Linked DNA regions of Mus musculus: region 2 is linked to region 1. The links are chromatin loops, found by intact Hi-C in ENCODE. Cell type or tissue: heart. All regions are shown on one strand. Links, peaks and the distances in the headings refer to the core of each region. The heading gives the core; the rest is flanking DNA.

Region 1 (11,149 bases), core at 1,337-9,336:
TCTCACCAAGCTAGATTTTGGTGAAGTAGTACTTTGGTCTGTCACTCACACCATATGCTTTGACAGGATGTTCCTATGTGTCTCTCCAGGAAAAGTTACACAACACTAAGCCACCCCAGCTTGTTGTCTTCTTGACAATCTGCCCATAAAACAAGCCCCAGGGTACACCTAGCTTTGTCTAAGGGAGAGGCAAAGCTGGTTTGTGCCCATTGTCAGAGATCAGAAAAAACAGCAGGGGGCTACCTGTTATTAAGAATGAACACTATCGGGGCTGGTGAGATGGCTCAGTGGGTAAAAGCACCCGACTGCTCTTCCAAAGGTCCGGAGTTCAAGTCCCAGCAACCACATGGTGGCTCACAACCATCTGACTCCCTCTTCTAGAGTGTCTGAAGACAGCTACAGTGTACTTACATATAATAAATAAATAAATAAATAAATAAATAAATAAATAAATAAATCTTTAAAAAAAAAAAAAAAAAAAAAGAATGAACACTATCAGCCACCACCCACCTTCTCATGTCAGCATCATGGCCTCCGGCCCTGCAGTGACGTACATCCCACACAGTACATTTAGTCACTCAACATGCACCTCAAGACACCATGCACCTCAGGACACCATGCACCTCAGGACACCATGCACCTCAGGACACCATGCACCTCAGGACACCATGCAAACCACAGCTACCTCTCCTCAAGGATACCTCTAACTCTTACTGCTAATGGATAACCTGGCCAGGAAGAGGACCCCTGGGAAGCACCAGCCCTGAACTCAGAAAGTTTGTACCCTCTCTGCATCCTCCTAATTTATAAAATTGCTTATGTGAAGATATTACCATGCATAATGTATTCAGCTACACAGTGCGAACTGCAGCCTTAATGGAGAAAATTCAAGTCAGACACACAGACAGTCAGGGGTAGAAGCCTGCTGCTGACTTCCAAGCATGCTTGGGCCCCCTCCTTGCTGTCCACAGTGGCGTGTAACAAACACAATGCAATGCATTGGGCTGGGCAGGCTCGGGCTACTTTCTCCCTTGATGTGCAGAGAAGCTGACACCTTTGCAGGCCTCAATGGCAGGCCCACATTTGCATGTAAATAGCTGACAGAGACAAGGAAATGAAAGCATGGAAGAGCTCTTTAATTAACTTTAACCCTCTGAAAATCCATGCAGCCACCTCCTCCAGAGCCCTCTGCAAGCTGCAGCTGGGGAGGGGCAGCTACAGGCTGGGTGCCAACTCCTACCTGTGGCCAAGCCAACACAAGTTCCTATTAGCCAGACTACAAGGGACTCCCAGGTCAGTGTCTTACCTGGCTCACACTCTTCATCCATGACACTGCCGGAGAGAGGACTAAGTGACCGGGACCACTGAACTCTTGGGAGGATTGCTGCCCACTCATTCTGCAGGCTGCTGTGTGCTGGTGGTGAGTGCTGTTCACAGTCAGGGCCTAGTACAGCAATCTGGGCTCAGGAAGGATCTTAGGCCTGCCTCTGGGAGGAGGTAGAGATGAAACTGTCTTTACATCATAGACCCTGCTGTAGAGAACTGCAAGTGCCTGTGGACCATCATTCAGGTGACTGGCAAAAGTGAGCTCAGCAGTTTCAGAACCAGCTTGGGGCTAGAGGTGGGACTGACACACTGAGTCCCAGGCACCTTGGACTGTCTTCCTGTCCAGTCAGCAACTACATGGTATGTGTCATTCTTCATAAGAAGCCTGAAATGCAGGCTTATGACTTATGAGCGCATGACTTGACCACCTGGGGCCAGACCACAGATCCTGGGCAATGGCACACACAGGAAGTGATGGGAAGGGCAGGAAACCAGGAGCCACACCACATACATAACAAAGGAGGTATGCCGGGGGCAGCAGTGGCAGGAAAGGAGTGCCCACTCAATTCACGTGCTGCTCTGCTCTTGGAGAAACAAGACTCTGACTGAGCCTGCCCCCTCCTCCCAAGGTCACTAGAGAAAGGCTTCCCTACCCCTAAGCACACCCCCCCAAGTCAGCCCTGGCTCTGCATGTTCTATAATGCCATCCTCTCGGGAGCACGCGGCGGCTTAAATGAGGCTGGCTTCTTCTGGAATAAATCACGCAGCTGTAGCTAGCAATATTTCTTTAACCGGAGGTTAATAAAAATCACCGGCGAAGGCTAACCAGTGGATCTAATTTATTTAGAGACTTCCATCAGGCTGTGGATAGAGCCCTTTATAAGGGCTTATTACAGCGCCGGAGGAGGCTCCAGAAGAGCAACGGTCACTTAGTGGGATTTGCGGACCCCAGAGCAAAGTGAAAAATTTAACAGAACTCCTCAAGGAAGGAGAAGAGAGCAATGTGAAGCCAATTTATCACTTAACAATTGAGCCTCTCTCTGCAAGGGCCACCTCAGAACCTGTCCCAGAGAGATGACCAAAAGCAAGGCCCAAGGTGACATCAGCTAGGCCTGACCTGCAAAACTAAAGGAGATCTGAGTTGCAGCTAAGAACAATGACCTAGAGACCCTAGAAAGAGGCCCAGGCATCCCCACAGAGAAGGTGGCACAGTCCCACAGACTCCCTATGTCATATGGTACTTTCTCCCTGTCCCAGGGGTGGTGGCACTATGAGGGGGGTCGTCTCCTAGGCAGTGTGGCTGCATGCTAACCCAGTGCACCTGAGAGGAGGTGTCCCTTACAAACCACCAAGCCTTAGAACCAGTCTCATGCTGGGGACTAGAGCTGCACGGGCAGGCGATATCACCTAGTCAGGACCACAGAGCCTGCCTGCTTTGCAGTGTCCCCAGCTAGAGAGCCAGCCTTTCAGAGCACACCAGAGCACAGACCCAAGCACCCTTCTCACCAGAGCCCATCCACTGGCAATGTCAGACACTCTGGCCATGGACCACCTTCCTCCTTGGCCTGACTTGGGAGACAGAGGAGAGGGAGTCTTTAACACACTGGAAACGTCTACGTTAGCAAAGCAAAGCTGAAGATCTCTGGAAGGTGGAAGTGAAGGAACTCTTTATCTTTCTCTCTGATCGTCCAGAAACCAAGCACTGGACACAGAGAAGAATATCAATATAGGCTGACAAAAAGATATCTGGGGCTGATGGCCTCTGGAGACCACCGCAGGTACACCAAAGTGACACTACCTCAGGCTTCATAAAGGCACAAAGCAATGTCTTTTGCTAGCAAAGGCCCAATATCCCACCTTCTTCTCAAAGGAGAGGCAAGACCCCTAACCTAGGGTCACCCCACAGCCCCTGGGCCCCACCCTGGTAAAAGTGTAAACATTTTTAAGAGGGACTGCAGGAGTGCTCCAGCCCCACCCCAAATCCCTGGGAAGCACAGCCACACACTGGGCCTGGCCACTTAACACCCTAGATTGGACGAACCCCACTGTCAGGCTCAGTAGATGAGGGAGGGCCCTAGGGAGAGCCCTGCTCTCGTTCTGCTCCCCCATTTAGTCAAACCACCTTTGGCCCACGCTGCTCTTTCCTGGGTCCTGGAGCCTTTCTGGCTAGAATCACTTCTCAGTTCCCCCTGGATCTGCAGGCTCAAGATGAGCTGACCTAAGGCAAAAGCCAGTAATGAGCATGCACTGAGGATCACGCTATGTCATCCAGCGCAAGCTGACAGCTTAGCCCCTGTGACAGTACTGCAAACCCCAGAAAGGACTCTGAAGCAAGCTGGTGGCATGTTACCTTTAATGGGACTTCCCCTGTTCCTTCCTGGGATTTTACTGGGGCCAGTCTGGGTCTTTGCTGGGAAAGTTAAGCCAAAGAACATTAGTTCCAAACGGCACCCCAGCTATCGACCGCTTTCCACTTGGTGATGGATGATATTTAATACCCTCTAGTTGCAGCACCCCAGGTCTGTAAATACTGATCCTGTTTTATTGCTATTTAATCACTATTACGATGGCCATGGCCAGTCTTCCTCCTCTGGGTTTAATGTTCCATGGGAGTCTCACGGGAAAAACAGGGCAACAGCAGAAGATGCCTGCTTTCCAGGACATATGCACCCATAGGTGCATACATACATGCACAACACAGCCTACTTAGAGGTACACAAACACACATCCTCACACTTGTGTGCAAACACTGGCAGCCCTGCCTCCAGGACATAAGTGGGGTAGCAACATGGAGGAAACAGGAGCTGCCAAGGAAAGCCACATGCTCCTGACCAGAGATGCCCCTTCCCTACCCCACCCTCAATTCCTGGGTAGCAACCCATCCTGAGCCAGATGCAGCTTCCTCTTCTACAAATTAAGACTGCAAATTCTAGTCACATTTTCAAAGTGATCTCCCCCCACACATATGCACGGGATTATTAAAGTGGTAACAGTTAATGGAAGAGAGTTGTTTTGATGAAAGCAAGCACCATGGTTGCTTTGGTCATAGTGAGCACGTAGCTGAGCCCCTCAGATAAGAGAAAAGTAAAGCAAAGACCTCACCCACAGAAACCATGACAGGCTTTGCCTGAAGAGATGGCTCAGCTGGTAAACAGTCAGCTACATCAGCGTGAGGGCCCGAGATCAGATCCCGAGCAGCCACTTCTAAGGGCTGAGAGCAGTAAGGCACATGCAGCTCTGCGAAGGGAGGCCACGGCAAATGATGCATGGGAGCTCGCCAGCCTCGCCCAGGTCAGTGAGACACAATATCTCAGAAAATATGGCTCAGAATGACTCAGGGGGGAAGGTGCCTGGTACAAACTGCTGGTTTCTACATACATAGGCACAAGCACACAACAAAGACAAGAACACACACATGTACCTCACACACACAGGTTAAAACTGTTTCCAAAAACAAAACAAAACAAAACAAAACAAAACAAAAAAAAAAACCCAAGCCAAGCATGTTGACATATGCCTATAATCCTAGCACTCAGGTGGCAGAGACACCTGAATGCTGATTTCTTTTGAATTGGAGGCTAACCTGGTCTAATTAGCAAGTTCAGGCCAGCCAGGACTACAGAGAAAAATACATTGAGAGCTCTCAAACTAAGAGAACACACACACACACACACATACCAGAAGCCAACCATGACGACCAGAACTGAGTACAGTTTGAGGCAGCCAGCCTGAGAAAGCGAGGGAGTGAGCGAGTGCATCCTCCTCCCAGGGTCTGCAGCCTGCTGTACTTTCTGACCTAGAGCCAGTACACACTCTATCTTGGGGACCTCACAGGATCCTTGGAAGCCAGTTATGTGAGGAACCACAAGGCAGCAGCCCCAGTGCTGACCTGGCCCAGCAGCAGGCCAAGGGCAGACATGAAGGCCAGGCAGCAGGGGAGGCTGCCGCACACTCGCCGTCTTTGGAGCAGGCTCCAGGCAGAGCAGGGAGCAGTTCCAGCGCCACTGTTGTGGCGGCTATTTTTGGAAGCTGCACTCGAGAGGCTGTCTTGGCAGGGAACCATGCCTTTGAGCACCACCATCAATTTTCACCTGCAGCCAGCGCCTTTCCTTTCAGGACCAAGGTTATTCAAAGATTTGGATTTCTTCGAAATTGTGTGAAAAAGTTGGACAAGGTCTTCACCGTAGGCAAAGAGGGTTCTGTGACAGGAACCAAAGTGACAGGGACAAGCTGGGCCTCTGGTGGCATCCAGGTGTCTTGCTAACTCCCCTGGATATTGAAGGCCACATGTCCCCAACAAGGCTAAGCCATAGACCACCTGTGCTGAGTGGAGATCAGACTCAAGCCATCACTGGGCACCTACCCAGGCCGGTTCCTCCCTTCTCATTAGTGTGTAGCCTTGTGTTGAGACTCCAAACCCATCCCAGCTAAGGTACTGGCTGGTTTTGGTTTTGGTTGCTGCTTGAAATTTGAAACAGGGTCTCACTCTGTAGTTTAGGCTGGCCTTGAACTCACAGAGATCTACCTGCCTCTGTTTCCCAAGTGCTGGGATTAAAGGAATGTACCACCACATGTGGTAGCACTGGCACTGTAAACTCCAATTGAGCTGTGATGTGAATACCCAGAAATGAAAGGGTACCCTGGACCAGGATGATGCAGGGCAGTGGATGAACATCCTGGGCTTGGATTTGAGGGTGTTCACAACAGCTCTGAGGACCAAGATCAATAGCACGTGAATGCAGTATTTTAGAAAGCCAAGGTTAATAGAAAACAAAGCCACCAGCATCCTACTAACATCTTCCCCTAGAAGCAGGCTCTACCTTGCCCTACACCTACCTGACTCACTGTGCCATCTCTGTTGTCCCTCATGCCCCCATCCCCATGAGGATGTTTCAGAAACAATGACAGGGCTGGCAGGGTGATGTGGTCTCCAAGGTATAGACCAACTCATTTCCAGAAGCCGTTCTGAGTACTGAAGGGGCCAGTGTCCTGGAGTGATACTGGAGTGGGATGTACTGAAAAGTGGCACAGCAGCATGGGGTGGGGGGAGTTACATGGGAGACAGACACTGACCGCATAGGCTCAGTATCTTCAGACATCATACACCAAGACCAGGACCCACAGCAGGTCCTGAGTGGCTACCATCCTTACCCAAAATGTGTCAGCGAAGCCCAGGGAAGGATGGATGATAGCAGGGACAGGGTACCATGTTTTCCACCACCCACTGATAACACCTCTTCTTCCACTGTTGAGAAACCAAAAGGGCAATCGCCACATCTTCCAAATAGTTGGTTTTAAGCCAAGAAACCAACACCAAACCCAAACCAACCAACCAACCAACCAACCAAACAAACAAACAAACCAGAAACCAAAGCATCTGTAACTGCTACCTGGTTGCAGTGTCTCCAGATGCCCCTGAAATCCTGTAAGGGTAGGTACAGGGCCACCAATCTTTGGGGCTGGGACAACATGTTTGTGCTCTTCCATGAATGCTGCCCTTGGCAGAAGAGAGCATTGAGGCTTGGCTTGCCATCCTCATCACCAGGTCAGAGACCTTCCTGGGCACATGACCTTTGCAGGTGACTTCTCTACACCCTCAGCTTGTCCACCCATCAGAAGAGGGAGCCAAACAATTGCCAGATTTTGACTGGCTGCAAACAGCTGTGCCAAAGGGCCTGTTAAAAGCAAGGGCAGAGGGAAGTCAGTGAGCCAGACCGGGCAAGGTGACGGCACTGCCGAGGGAGGGAGGAGCAGCGCAGGTGAAGGCTCTGAGGCAACGGTGGGCTGCAAGGGTGGTCAGGTAAAGATCTGGCAGATCTGAGACCTAGAGAGGGACCCCATCAGGTCCCTGGGATGGCCTGCATGAGGTCACCTTGCTTTCATGGATCAGCAGCAGTGGCCAGAGGCAAACCCCTCCTGCCCCCGCACCAAGGAACCCCTATCTTAATAACCATCTGCAGCTTGGAGAGGAACAAAAGGCACTTTGTTTTGATCTCATTTTATTTCCTAAAATTGCTTTTCTCCTTGAAAACTTTTTTCCTGTCACAACCCAGCTCCAGTGGCATTCTTGGTGGGACAATGCAAAGGCCAAGGACAGCTTTCAAGTGACTTTGCAAATGGCTCCTTCCCAGACCAAATGAATGCTTTCCTTCCTGACAGACAAAATAGGACCCAGAAGGGCAGGAAGAAAGGCAGAGGCTTGTTGGGCATCCACAAAGTCCAGAGTTCAGTTTGGACGAAGTGGCACATATCTGTAATCCTAGCACCAAAGAGGGAAAAGGGTAGGAGAATCAAAAATTTAAGCCGGGCGTGGTGGCGCACACCTTTAATCCCAGCACTTGGGAGGCAGAGGTAGGCAGATTTCTGAGTTCGAGGCCAGCCTGGTGTACAGAGCGAGTTCCAGGACTACACAGAGAAACCCTATCTCGAAAAACAAAACCAAAAAAAAAAAAAAAAAAAAAAATTTAAGGTCAAGTTTGAGGCCAGCCAAAAAAGACTGGATATAGGTCCCAAAATGGCCTGCTGAGCAGGTAATACACAAACCCCTGAACATCCATGCTGTGGACCCTGCTGGTTGTGAAGAGAACATCAGGGCACACAGAACAATTCCCCCGCAGGAACAGAGGCAGTGGGACATCCCACCAGGTGCTCCAAATGGATTGCTAATGTGGAATCATTAGCAGAAGTGGAGGGAACTTTTAAGTAAGAAGCTTTCTGAACTTAAAAGTTCAGACGCTTGAACCTGGTTGAGTAGCCAGTTTATGGCAGAACCATCCCACTGCACCCTGCTTCCCTGCAGTGTGTCTCAGGGCTGGCAGTGCAGAGTGGAGAAAACCAGGCTTAGGGGCCAGACAGATAGCCCAACAGATAAGAGCATGGCTACTCTATCAGAGGCCTAGGCTCAATTCCCACTACCACATGGTAACTAACAACTGTCTGTAACTCCAATTCCAGGAGATCTTACGCTGGCCTCTGGCCTCTGCAAGCACTGCACATACATGATGCACATACATACATGCAGGCAGAAACAAAACAAAATAAGACAAAACACCCATATACATACACATTTTTTTTTTTCGAGACAGGGTTTCTCTGTGTAGCCCTGGCTGTCCTCGAACTCAGAAATTCGCCTGCCTCTGCCTCCCAAGTGCTGGGATTAAAGGCGTGCACCACCACGCCTGGCATAAACTTTAAAAGTAAATAAATCTTTTTAGGAAGGAAGGGAGGCAGCCTTGGGGCCATCTTGTTACCCAGGTGCAGAGGCAGAGCTGCCATGGAGGCGAGGGGTCTACAATGGCAGGGCTGAGGTAGTACAGCCACATCTCCCCAGCATGGCACACAGCACACGTGCTTACAGTAGACAGAAAGGAACACACAGCCGCTGATGGTGGGAGAAGAAACATCAGAACAGGGGTATGTGCATGGAACGCAATAGCTGCCATGTTCCCACTCAGAGCTAGATGGCCACACAAGAAACCTTGAGCAGAGAAGTGGGGTTCAGATACATCCCTGTACCCAGTTCTAGAACTCTGGCCCTCCCTCAGGTGAACAGGATTCTCAATTCAGTCATGGCACCCAGGCCAGCAGGGTAGAGGCTCCACCCCAATGATTCAGGTACTCTGTTCATCTTACCCAGCCCCCATGGTGTATATCTTCCTTCAGAGTGCTATAGGGTCTCTATGGTTCCACTCTAGAAGCACTCTGAATCAATCTTGAAGCAAGCTGCAAGGGACAGCACGGAGGAATCCTGCAGTGTCCCCATGGCCACTTACCCTCCCTGTATATCAGTCTTCCTTAAAATAAAAAGGAGTACTCAGGGGTCTGTGTGTGTGAGAGAGAGAGTGTGTACACAAGCACACACCTGTGTGTGTGTGTGTGTGTGTGTGTGTGTACGCGAGCGCACAAGTGCATGAGTGCACACATCTCCAACATTAGCTCTCACATTTCTACTACTTGAAGTCATATAAAGTGCTAAGGAGGTGGCTCAGCAAGGAGGACCAGAGTTCAGACCCTCAGCACCCAGGTGCAAAGCTAAGTGGTCATGGCAACGCAGAGTCAGCAAACAGATCCCTGGAGCAAGCCAGCTAGCTGGACTAGCTGAATGGACAAGATCTAGGATCAACAAGAAACCCTAACCCTAACTCAGCAAATAATGTGGAGAGTGCCATAGGAAGAAACCCAATGTCACCTCTGGTCTACACACACACACACACACACACACACACACACACACACACACAGTCTCTAAATCAAGTCTGTGTGATCAGATCTCTCATGTGTGATCAGATCTGGAAGGCCCAAAATGATAAGTCTTTCCCCTTTGCAGCAAGCAGAAAAAGGAGAAATATCAGGTACCATGGGCAAGAGAAGAGGGTACACAATGAGCTACACCCCAGAAAGAGCCTGCCCCTTTGTTCACTTCCAAGGAACACTGAGGACCCACATGAAGTCACATTTATGTCAGCACACCTATGCCAGGTCGGCCTGCCCAGGACAGCAGGGAAGGCCCTGAAACTTCCCAAGGAGGAAAAGAGGTCAGAGCTGCAACTTGGGTAGCTGCCGCACCCTCCAAAGGATCTTGAGGTCTTCAGGAACTAATGCCTGTTTAGGAAGCCAGATCCTCTCATGGCCCAAGGGCTGAACAGGAGACTCGCAGTCTCAACAGCAGTCAAGAGAAAGGATTCCCAGACATGCTTAATTAGACAGCCCTGCTGTCCCAGTGACCCAAGAGAGAGAAGCAGGAGGATCTTGAGTTCATGGCCAGTCTGGGTATCTTAAGTTTTTACAAAGGGCCAGGGATGCTGTTCAGTGGCAGAAGGCCCACAGTTTAAGCCTCGTTACTCTAAGAGGGTTTCCCTCAACATCAGAAGTATAGGAACAAACACAACTGTGTAGAGTATATCATGCAGATTTGGCTTGAGACTGTGGAGGGCTCACAATGAGAGGAAAATAAGAGGACAGAGCATCAGCTCCTGCCGAGCAGCCTCAGCCAAGCCTCTAAGCCTCACTTAGACCTCAATTGGATGAGCTAAAAAGAGGACCGCGGCACAGCTTGTGTGGCTGCCAGACCCGGGAGGCTGCAGAATTATGGGGGAACACCATTTCACAAATGACGACGACAGCTTCCCTGTGATCCAGAATCCACAGAGAGAAGGCAGCAGCCAGGATAATTCCCTTCTATGTGGGTAGAGTCCCCCACCCCAGGGGCAGTGAGAAGATGAAGGGGATGGTAGCAAAGGCCCAGCCTGGAGCTCCAAGCCAGGTCCACAGGAGAGCTGCCACTGCCTGGAGGGTGGCTGAGCAAACAGCACAACTCCAGCTCCTAGGGAGACTCCACCTAACATTGACCCTTGCCTTGGAGACAGGGGGCTGCCACTCAAAAGGCTCAGTAGAGGTCCCAGAGTGGTGAGTAGTGCCACAATAACAAGAACAAGCTACAGAGGGCCAAGGAGATGGCTCAGGGATTAAGAGTGCTTGCTTATGGAACACGAGGACCTGAGTTTGAATCTCTGTACCCATATAAAAAGTTGAGCATGGTTACACAGACCTATAGCCCCAATGTGTGGGAGCACATAGAAAAATCACAGGGAGTTGATGTTGGGGGGGGGGGGAGGGACGACACTGATATCCTCGGCCCTGAGTACATTCATCCTTGCACACATATCTGTCACACACAGGGGGGTGGGGGCAAACCAAACAAGAAATTCAGCCATGACTCTGTTGTTAAGGTAGTAACAGCAGGTGATCAGGAGTAGAACTGCTCTGAATTCCCACCCATTCCACCTGTCTCTGTGCCTCGGTTTCTTCTTTAGCCTTAGCATCA
Region 2 (11,149 bases), core at 1,565-9,564, 120 kb before region 1:
ATGGTGCTGGAGAACAGAGCAGAGGATACCATTTCACTGGAGTGTACACACAATGGCACTACCACATGGCTAAGGTCAGGGCACCAAACAACACGTACAAAGGGCTGTACTGGGTGACAAGATGGGGGAGGAGGAGATGGAAGCCCTAGACCCCAAGAGTCACAGGGCATGGTGCAGAGGGCTGTGGTGGAGTATATCTCCCTTAAGAAGAAGGGTACCAAGCTACTTTCACAGACTGATGTCACCTGCACCAGTGGCCTGTTGCTGATTGCCTGGTGGGCTGGAAATTTACCCAGGAAGGAAAAATATCTGGTGGGATGCTAGTTGCTCACTCTTCAGTTGGAGCCTTCTGCCTGAACCTGAGAGCACTGGACAGTTGCAGCAGGGAAGGCAGAGGTGTGGTGGAGGGCAGGCAGAGGTGTGGTGGAGGGCAGGCAGAGGTGTGGTGGAGGGCAGGCAGAGGTGTGGTGGAGGGCAGGCAGAGGTGTGGTACGGCCACTGAGGACAGGGCCCAGCAGCCTGAGGACCGGGTTTGAGTATGGCTATCAGGCCACAGTAACCGGTATCCAGTCGTCCAGGCTGTGTCCTGTCAGTCTGAGGCCCTACCTTTGTCCCACTCACACTGGCAAGCAGCTCCCCTAACATTCTGGGTCCTCCAGAGAAGCCACGGCCTCTATCATCCACCTCCAGAATTTCCCAGCTCAGAGGGAGGCAAGGGCCAACTGACTAACAAAGAACTGTCCCCTGCCGGTCAGGAGACAGTTCTCCCAGCAGCAGGCTGGTCAGATGAGCTGCATAAGCCCCACGGGCGGGTCTGACTCTATCCTCTGGGGCTGCTCACTGATGGCTCCCCCTTCAGAACCTTCCAGCAGATTTGCAAAGCGGAAGAGAGAAGGTGTGTGGAGAACAGTAGACACAGATGTGTGGTGAGTGGGCAGTGCGGCCAGAAGTCCAAGTGAAGAAAAGGACATTTCAGGAAGGCCCTTGAAGTTACGCTACAATCCCATTTACAGCAATCCCTGTGCTATCTACCATGCAGCTCTTAAACACAGGGAATGTCTGCCTGGATAGACACTGAGGGGTACAAATGGGCAACACGCAACAGGTCAGGGCTGGAGTTACCTGAAATTCTGTATCCCCTGAAATTCTGACAGCAATTCCTTTCCTCCAACATGATGGTGGTTGGGAGCAGGTCCTTTAAGGAGGCAAATGTGGCCAGAGAGAGAGGCAGCATTTAATAGGGCTGATGACTTTATAAAAAGAGACAAGCTGAGCCAGGAGGTTGAGTCGGGGATGGCACTTATGGGTGCTTGCCACAGCTCCCATCCTGGTGCAGCCCTTTCTTCCCTCAATCTCTCTGGGAAGCAGTTCGGCTGTGTGTGTGTGTGGGGGGGAGGGCGGGGGGGGGGGGTTGTGGCGGGTGGACATACCACATGGAACACTTGAGAACAGGCTCTCTGGTCTCCATGGGGCCTGCAGAGACTCTACCAAGAGCAGCCAATAAGACCCCAGAACCACCCAACAAATTCTAACCAAACCAGCAAGTGCTTGCCTTTCAATCTTATGAGCAATAACTGAACTGTGGAGATCCAGGTTGGTATTGGAAGAGATCGCCTGCCTCTGCCTTCCAAGTGCTGGGATTACAGGTGTGTGCCACCCTACCTTTGTCTCTCATGGGCCTGGAACTTTACTGCACAGGCTGGGCTGGCAGACCAGGAAACTGCAAGGATCCCACGGTTGTTTGTTTTCCCAGCACTGGGATGGAAAGGGCTCTTTACTATGCCTGGCTTTTTAAAAACCATAGTTTCTGGGAGTCCCCCGAGAATGTGACTGGCTAAGGCAGCTATCTCCCCAGTACCAAGGCAGCTCTTGCTAAGTAGTCCAGGCTGGCCTTGAACTTTGGATTCCCCCGACTCAGGCTACTAAGTTTGGGGATTACAGGCCTGCGCCACCAGGCCTGGCTCTAACCATATAGGTAGGTCCTTTAAACATGAAAAACAGTATTTGAAATAAAAATGCTACTGAGTGAGATTAATAGCAGATCAGCCCCTCCAGAGGGAAAGGTCAACACCAACAAAGCTCATATCAGAGACATGGAGAGTGAAGTATGAGGACAGGTGGGAAAGAATGCTGACTCAGCAGCACTATGCTGAAGCCGAGCAGCCAAAGCTGCCTAGAGCTAAAGCCGGTGCTGCAGGAGTTAAGAGGGGTGTGAAGAATACTTGAATTCCCCCAGTTTCTTCTCATTATTTTTTGGTACTGCTGAAATGGATCCCAGGGCTGCACACATGCTAGGTGAACCCCTTATCATTGAGCTGGGTCCCCAACTCCTTGCTATTAGACTCTACAGAGGTGCTGTCCTACTGAGTCACATCCCCAGCCCCTCTCTAGAGAATTTTAGGCAAATGTCTACCACTGTATCACACACACGCCACTTACTTTTTAAAATGACGTTACTGACTTGTTTACTGGGCTGGCACAAGCTCCATGGTGTACATGTGGAGGTCAAATCTCTTCATCATGTGGATCCAGGGGATAGAATCTGGTCATCAGGCTTGGAGGCAAACATCTCTATCTCTGAGCTATCTCCCCAGCCTCTTACTTTTTATTTTGAAACAAAGACTTACTAAGTTCCCCAGGCTGGCACTGAACTCACTCTGGAGTTGAAGATGGCCTCCAACCTTATATCCCTCTGACTCAGCTTCCCATGTAGCCATGATTACAGGCCTGTGCCACCACACTTGGCTTAAAAATCTTCAAAATTTGCTCAATTATAAATGCACAAACTCAAGGAGCTAGACTAACAATAAACAAGATAAACACAAAAGAAACCATAAAGCCAGCTGCAGGAAGAGCCAGAATCTGTGCAAGGACTGGGGTAAGGTTCTGTGAGCAGATTTCTCATCAGAACCCATGAGTCAGAAAATGAGAGAAAAAAAAAAAAGTCAAGAAGCTAAAAGAAAACAAGACCGTCAATCGGTTCTCAGATCCAGTGTGAGTGAAGATGAAATAAAGGCACTGTGGACAAAGGGAGGGGATGGGCTGCTAGCAGACCCACCTACGAGCAACAGTTAGGAGGGTCTTCCTGCATAACAGCAAAGATCAGCCCAGGGAGGTGCGGGACTGTCAGCATGTGTGCACACTTGAAAGGTGTTTGTGAAGCATTTAAATGCAGAAGATTAAAAAACGAAGAAGAAAAGAGAGATTCAAAAGATAATGGGTTCTCCAAAGCACACTAATAATATGGAGGCATGACAGAAGTTACACATAAGTGAGAAGACTCAGTAGGCTGCTGCTTTCTATCTGCTAAGTGCTGCGATGCTATTTATAGGGACCCAGGCTGGTAATTTGCATACTGCAAGTCCAGAGCAGGCTCTGCAAACCATTAGCACAGGGCTACTTCTGGACCACAGGCCACCTCTTTACAAAGTTCTAACAGGGTCTGAGGAGATAGCTTACTGCTCTCCAGAGGACCAGAGTTTAGTTCCCGGCACCTAAGTGAGGCCTCACAAGGCCTGTAACTCCAGCTCTGGGGCTGGGGGCTGGCAACCTCTTTTGTCACAGACTTCCAAGCTCCCTCATGTGTGCATATGCATGTGGTGGCCAGAGGAAATCTCAGATGTCTTTCCTTAGGAGCCATCCATTTTGTTTCTTGAGAGCAGCTCTCTTCCTGGGACCTGGGGCTCTGATTAGGCAAGGCTGGCTAGTGAACCCCAGCGATCTCTTTGTCTCTGCCTCCTTGCTGTTGGTAATAAAACCATGTGCAATAAAACATAGGTTCTAAGAACTGAACTTGGGCCCTCAGGTTTGACTGGGTTATCTTTTCCCTAGCTCCCTGTCCATTTTTAAATGAAACAAGGTCTTTCTCTAAGGCTGGTCTGGAACTATGCGGCTCAGACTAGACCTGAGTTTGCAGCAATTCTCCTGCCTCAGTCTCTACAGGGCATTTATGTATACAGAGACGATGGCCGCACTAGGAAAGAGGCAATCTGAGCATAGGCTAACCCAAGATCTTTGGACAGCCCCATCTCATCACCAATGATGTTCTTTAAAAGCTTTGGAATGGATCCCCAAGGTTTTGGGAAATGAACCCATACCCAGGGGGTGGGGCTCACCCCAGGTGCCTTGATTCAGTTCTAAGGATGCACAGCCTCCTTGACTAGAGGGCCTTTGCACAAACTGCTGCTACCAAAACCAGTTTGTTCCTCTCTACTGTGCTACATCTTGGGTCATGGCTGTTGACCTTGGAGGAAGACGGCTGTTTTGGGTGGGTATGCTATGGGGCTTAGCACTCACTGCACCATGAACTCATCCTTTGCCCACCTGTACAATTTCAGCCAAGCTCACTGGCCTTCCTGTCCTGTGCTGCTGGCAGAGGACTAACTAGCTCCAGACAGGTCTGTTCCTCAAACAGACCTAGTGATTGCTGTTGCAGAACTGTTCTTGAACCTAGCCCCACCCTAAGAGTGGATGTGTCTGCTGCTGGGGTCTCAGGGCACTCTGCCTCCTGCACCACTGAGATCTCAGAGCCTGGTAGGCAATGCCAACTCAACTGAAGGAATGAGGCAGGTTTTGAAGTCAGCGTGCGTTCTTAACAACTCCATTTGAAATTCAGGGGACCCAAAAAGGCAAATTCAAATTAAAGTGTCTATCTAGATCTCATTGTTATCTTGGCAGACAGGAAGCCTCCAGAAGCCGGCCTCTGCCAACAGGAGCCTGTGAATGGGCCTGATTGCCTGTCAGGGGGGAAAGAGGGAGGGCGAGAGCGGTGGACTGCCTTCTCTACCCAATGCTCTGTCTCTCCCAGGGCCTGTTGGACAGCTGCCTGTCACCCACTTTTGGCTGAACTGCCCCCGCACAGGGACCAGAGGGCCCTTCTTCTTGCTTACACAGAAGGTCAGGTCGCATGTGGCACAGAGTGGAGCAGTGAGGAAGCTGAGTTACCACAGAGACATCGGTACAAAGCTGCAAGCCCTGAGAAAGAATAAACCTTCCATGGCAGCCTCTCTTCAGACAGTGTTCCTTCTAGCAGTGGCGTCTTTAGGGGGCCAGGGGTGGGAGCAGTAGCCAACATGGTGCTTGGTACCTGGGATAGCATTCAACTGGCCAGGACCTCACCTTTGATTCCAGCTTCAGCACCAAGGGAGGGACAGCTCCCAAAGCAGTGGCTGCAAATCCCAGCTCCTAAAGTGGGCACAGGCAAACCCAGAGCAGTACAAGTAGGGTGTGGCACACAGCTACATCCAGAGGTCTGCTTCATCCTGCACTCCTTTCCCTGCTCTTCCAAATCTCCCTTTCTGGGCTCCACGGTGGCCTACAGCAGTGGCCTGTGCCCTGTGCATTGTGACCCCTTGGGAGTCAAATGACCCATTCACAGGGGTCACCTAAGACCTTTGGAAAACACAGATACTTATATTATGATTCATAACAGTAGCAAAATTACAGTTATGAAGTAGCAATAAAAATAATTTTATAGCGGGGGGTCGGGGGAATGTTACCACAACACAAGGAACTGTATTAAAGGGTCTCAGCATTAGGAAGGTTGGGAACCACTGGCCTACAGCTGTGAGTGATCAGACAGTCACTCCACCCCCATTGTTTCCATGATCCTATGAATGCAAAGAGGGTAGGAGGAGGGTAGAGAGATAGAAGTCTGATGTGCACGGAGGGCAGCTTCTGGGTGAGCAAGGAGACCCTCTCTAGAGTGGAACCCCATCAGTGTCAGAGTCCACTGTGTCCCAGCTGCTGCCAGCAATGCCCAAGGCTCTATCTCCTTATCCCACCAGACAGAAAACATACCCTTCCCATCTTTGGGTTTCACTTCCCCATTGGCCCACCCTGTTCCTAACTCTGCTCTAATCCTGGCCACTTATGATGTTCTTTTAGATCTGGTGACATTTGAGAAAGCTCTATGGTGACCTGGCAGAAGCAGGAATGCTTGGCTAGAATGTGACCCTGGAGTGTCCGGGACACAGGCACTGCTGTGAGAAATCTGCCAAGCTGGGTGCATGCTGGCAGGCTGGCTGGGTGGATAGCACTGCTCTGCCACCATTGCCACTTCCACAGCAGCACTAATAACAGCCAGTAGCTAAAGAAGGCCATGTGTTCCCGGCTTTTGCTCTTTAGGCTGTTGGCTGTTCTACTAGGGACAGCCCCAGGATGAAATCTCGGTGTCCCTTATTGAGCCCAGGATTCCTCACTCAGCCTCTTGCTCTGTTGCTTAGGAAGGCGCTGTGAGACAGAACAGCTGGGGCTGGGGTGAGCCACAGCCAGCAGAGGAGGTGGAGAAGGTGGGCTATAGTGGGTGCCACAGTGGGAGTCACGGCAGCAGACAAAGGTTTGATCATGGTGGGAGCCAGGAAGACAGAGGGAGGGGGCAGACCATAGTGGGAGCCACAGCAACATAGAGGATAAGGACTTGGCTGTGGTAGCCTGAGTCAGAGGTAGGACCTTCAAGCTGCCCCCGGTAGTAGTGATCTTTCCTTTGTGCATGACACTAAGGGCCTCTAACAAACTCTCAAGAGGTCCTGTGGGTGCCCATAACCTGGGCCTAATCTCTGCCCACACCAGGAAGTTGAGGGTGGTTGCTTTGTCCCTTTCTCAGGCTCTTTGTTCTTTGAGTACCTTCCACAGCTTTTGTCCCTGCTATGCTATGGAGGAAGATGGACAGGGCACTTGGCCCATCCAGTGCACACCCACTGTGTGAGCACCAGGTGGAGGCTGGGTGAGTGTAAGCTGCAGGAGGCTGAGGGATACATATGGGCTAATCCATGAAGTGGGGCTGTGGGTGGGCCTGACAATGTGCTGCCCTGGGATGGATGGACCGCTTCCTGACTCCTGAGTAGTACAAAGGACACATGTCGATCACTACCTGGTTTCCCCTACTTTGTTCTTATCACTTGTCCCGTGGCCTGACCATTGATGACAAGGAGCTGAAGGCAGGGCTACCTGCCAGCGTAGACATGCTATCCCTAGGTATATAATAGCAGAGCCATGGCCACACAGGGCCCCAGGCCAAGGCAGTGCTCTCTGAGAACTGGAGCTGCTCCCCATCGCTGTCTGTCCTGTAGCACCTTACCCCAGTGGACTTGGAACACCTCACAGGCTAAGCTTCCTGTAGGGCATTGGGGGGTGACTTAGGGCCAAGACAACAAGACTTTCAGAGCTTCTTCTATGAGCAACTGTACCTCCCTGGGAACCTGGGGCGTCATGCCTGATCTGTGTGGGATGGATGGAGGAAGCATAGCAGGCAGGCAAATTTGCTCTGTGTGTTTACAAGGCTGCTTCAAAAGGCAGAGGCAAGGCAGCTATGAAGGTCACATCTACACTACAGTGGAAATGTGAAAGCTTCATCAGGGAGCGATAAACCCTGAGCAAATCTCAGCCCATGCCCATATACCACCCTGGCTGGATGCAGGCCTTTGCCTGGCTAGCCTACACCTCTTTGGCAGGAGCCATGGCCACAGACACCCAGCCTGCTCTCATCATGGAACAGTGAGCACAGGGCTGGTAAGAATGGTATCCAGTCAAGGAACCTGCAGCCCCATATAGAGAGGCACTAAGGGGCTGCACCACATGGAACCAGGCACATACACTGTTCCAAGGCCTTGGAGGGCAGCAGCTGGTGAGCAAAGTGTGATGGGAAAGTGTGTTATAAAGTAACTCAGCCTCTAGCCCAGTTACTGCCTGGCACACAACACCCAGCAACTTTGCTACCGAAGTATTTACCACTGATAAGCATAGCTGTGGGAGGCTGGAGAACAATCAAAGCTTGTAAACTGAGGGTCTCTTCCTACTTCCAGCCCAGCATCACCCTGTGTTAGTGTCTGAATGTGAAATGCTCCCCACAAGTTTGTTTGTTTGAACACCTGGTCCCCAGCTGGTGGCACTCTCTTGGGAGGTTATAGAACATTTAAGGCATGGGGTGGTTGTAGGCTACTACCACTGAGCCACACCCCAGTCCCTCACTGGGGCGATCTAAGCAGGGGCTCTACCACTGAGCCACAACCCAGTCCCTCACTGGGGGATTCTAGGCAAGTGCTCTACTTCTGACCCATACCTTGAAGGCTATACCTAATTCTCATTCCATCCTGAGCTCTCTGCTTCCCTGACCCACCAAGATGTGGGGAGAAGCCATCTCACACTCTTAGCACTATGGGTAGAACCTCCCCAGCACAATGATAAACTCTACCATGATAAACTGTATCACTTGAAGCTGTGAGCCCAACTAAATCCTTCCTGCCTTAAGCTGCTTCTGTTAGGTATTCTGTGCAGCAATGAGAAAAATTAACTAACACAGCCCATATACACTTCATTGAGGAAGATGTGGGGTTGTCAATAACTACTGGGCACTGGTGCTCATCAGCCACTCTCCAAACACTGACACTGAGCATATAGCACCCAGCTTTGAAGCACATGCTCAGCTGCATGAGTTCCCACTGGAACCCACGTCATCTCCACCACTTTCTGACCCTGCTCTTCTGACTTCTGAGAAGCAGGTGCCATATGGGAAGCACCAGTGGACCAGACAGAGGCCAAGTGTATGTGTACATGAGTGTGTGTATGTGTGACAGGAACCAAAGCAGGAGATGAGAGTAGCCCCAGGGCCATTTCTGCTCCGCAGAGAGGCCCCAACTCAGCTCCATGCGTAGATGTCAGAGACTGGCAGACTATGGCCTCTGCATCAACAGAACTGCGAGAGACTGTATATTATCAAGCTGCCAGTGCATTAAAGCTCTGTGTAGAGGAGCCCATTCATAATGAATCAAAACTGGACATAGAAGACATCCTTCAGTAGGTGACTGGACATAGCACTTGTGGTATACACCAACACCAGCAATAGAAAGAAATGAATAGGCAAGGTGTAAACCTAGTACTGAGAAGGGAGGGGAGAAGATGGCAAGCTGGAGGCCAGCCTGAGCCACAGAGCGACATTCTATCTCAAAAAACTCTAAAGGCTGGACTTGAAACTCAGTGGTTTCACTGAGTACCTGCCCAGAAACCCCTAGTGAGGGGCTTCGAGATGTAGGTCAAGGTTAGAGCATTTGGCTTGATGTGAACAAAGCCCTGGGTTGTATCTCTATCTCTGCAAAAATAAAAACAGCCCAGAAAGGACCCAGAGGAGTCTCAAGTGTGAGAATCCAGTACACAGAGGGTCCTGCCTTTGGGACATTCCAAGAATGGCAGCACTATGGGTAGGAGATCTGTAGGAGCTGGAGATGACAGATACTCAGAAGACTTCAGAGACAGCAGCTACTCTCTGGGACACCAGAGTGGTGGCACAGATTTTAATGCATTTTCACAAACAGAACATTCAATGAGCACAGACTTCACAATTCCCAGCAACTAGACAGATTGGGTTTAGAGACTACAGCCACCAGGCCATACATAGACAAGATTGGATAGCAGTATAAAAAACTGTGGCACAGGCTAGGACACAGGGGAAGCTTATTTTACTGTCAACTTCTCTATAAACCTAATGCTATTCTACAAATAAATGTATTAGTTTTCAAGAAGCCCCAAGAATACTTGGCATACTGTAGACACTCTATAAAATTCGGAGCTTGGTGCCATAAATAAAGTTTTATTGAAACATAGCCACTGTGTTGTTATGCCAGTCCACAGCAGCTGAGCTGAGCTCCTGGAGACTGGGCTGTAGACATAGGGGTGGGCACCCATGAGTCCATGAATCACGTGTGTATTAACTGGGCTTTGGCAGATACATGATCCCTTCCTCCAAGAAGCATGCTTAGGAAACAGAAGGAAAAAGACTCCAAGTTCTTTTCCTTGCACAGCTATCCTGTGGATGGAGAAACTGACCCAGGCTCTCCTGAGCCCACCCAGCAGGAGTCATATGCTGCATGGCTGAAGGGCCCTGGGTATGGGTCTCTGGGACATTTGCATTTCCCGTGCATACACCTGCAGTCTTTGGCAGCCCGGCACTGTGGGTACAGGTGTGTGGAAGCTGGCTGCCTCCTCACCTGCTCTTTCTGCTATGAGCGTAGGCTCTGTGTGCTTCCGCAAGAGCTCGGCAGACGGAATCACAGTGATATGCCTATCCTGAGGCTGGGCACACAGTTTAGGAAGTGCCCACTGTAGGGTGCCAGGTTGCTGGGGGATGGTGGAGCTCTGCAGTTTTGGGAGGCAGGTAGTTCAAGCAGCTTCTATCCCAACAAATGTCACACTGTGCCCAGAGACAAAACCACAGTAAGGGGCAACATGGTCATACTGCAGGCTGAGCCAGACATCCCATTGGTGGTGCAGAGGCCACAACACACATCCCAACAGCAGTACCATGACCCAGCACCTTGAACCAGCATTGCTGGGAGGAACAGGCAGCTATGAGTAGTCCAGCCATTTGCCTAGAGACCTGGGAGGCGCCTCCAAAGCCCTCACCATAGCATGGCCTTTGGCTCAGGCCTCTGATTAGCAAGATGTGCTAGTAAAAGGATGGTGCTTATACTGTGGATACTGACCGTACCAGAAGTCCAGGCAGAGGCAGGAGGATCTTGGTCATGGCCTGCCTGGGCTACAGTGGGACATTATGTAAAGAAAAAAGGAAAACACAAGAGACAGGTCTGGAGTAAAACTGCATGAGGACCTGAGTTCCATCCCAGCACCCATGTAAAAAGCTGGGCCCAGCCATGCTAGACTGTGGAGTGGTCAGAGGCATGAGAGAAGGGGACCCAAGGTCAGAGTCACCTGTATCTTAAGAGCTATGCAGTCAATTCTATTGGCCGCTGTCTGGCTTCTTGTTTCTGACTACCTTCTGAGCAGTCCTTATGAACCACAGGGAATGAGATTACACCACAATTGCTGCGGACATTTGGTAGGCCACTCCTTCCAGGTCCAGTCTTTCCAAGGAAACTGGAGACTCTGGGGTCCAACTTCTCTTGGGAGAGGAGGAGTGGGCAAGATGCCAGACTCCTGATGTATGCTGGAGCTGAGCTCCTGCCTTCCCCCACACAGCAGCCTTGGGAGGCAGCTCGGCCACCCACACACGGCAGAGGCTGGGTCCAGGCTGGGAAGGGAAGCAGAGCCATGTGGGACCGTGAGCCAACCCTCAATTATCCCAGCGCACATTTGCAGAACCTGCTTGGCTGGAAACAGGCCCCAGCTATTTCTAACTCTGCCACAGACCCCTCCTGCC

The links. Hi-C counts contacts between places; a loop is a spot of excess contacts. Peaks named below come from ENCODE experiments on the same cell type or tissue, not always from the same donor. Only the 100,000 strongest peaks of a DNase experiment are listed, where the experiment ranks them.
Region 2: a loop joins it to region 1, with 5 times the contacts of the local background. A loop is called at or near these places in 2 of 42 quality-filtered maps.

The regions. Positions count from the first base shown.
Region 1 is chr5:140,173,227-140,184,375 of GRCm38, forward strand. The region is part of intron 11 of Mad1l1 (MAD1 mitotic arrest deficient 1-like 1); the gene reads right to left. Among named protein-coding and RNA genes, the nearest start is that of Gm16120, 29 kb to the right of the region's middle. In heart, for the core only: a CTCF peak has its summit at 5,303; a DNase peak (open chromatin) is centred at 5,275; H3K4me3 peaks cover 335 bases; H3K27ac peaks cover 507 bases.
Region 2 is chr5:140,050,488-140,061,636 of GRCm38, forward strand. The region is part of intron 17 of Mad1l1 (MAD1 mitotic arrest deficient 1-like 1); the gene reads right to left. Among named protein-coding and RNA genes, the nearest start is that of Gm30492, 39 kb to the right of the region's middle. In heart, for the core only: no CTCF peak of the experiment used is centred there; a DNase peak (open chromatin) is centred at 6,004.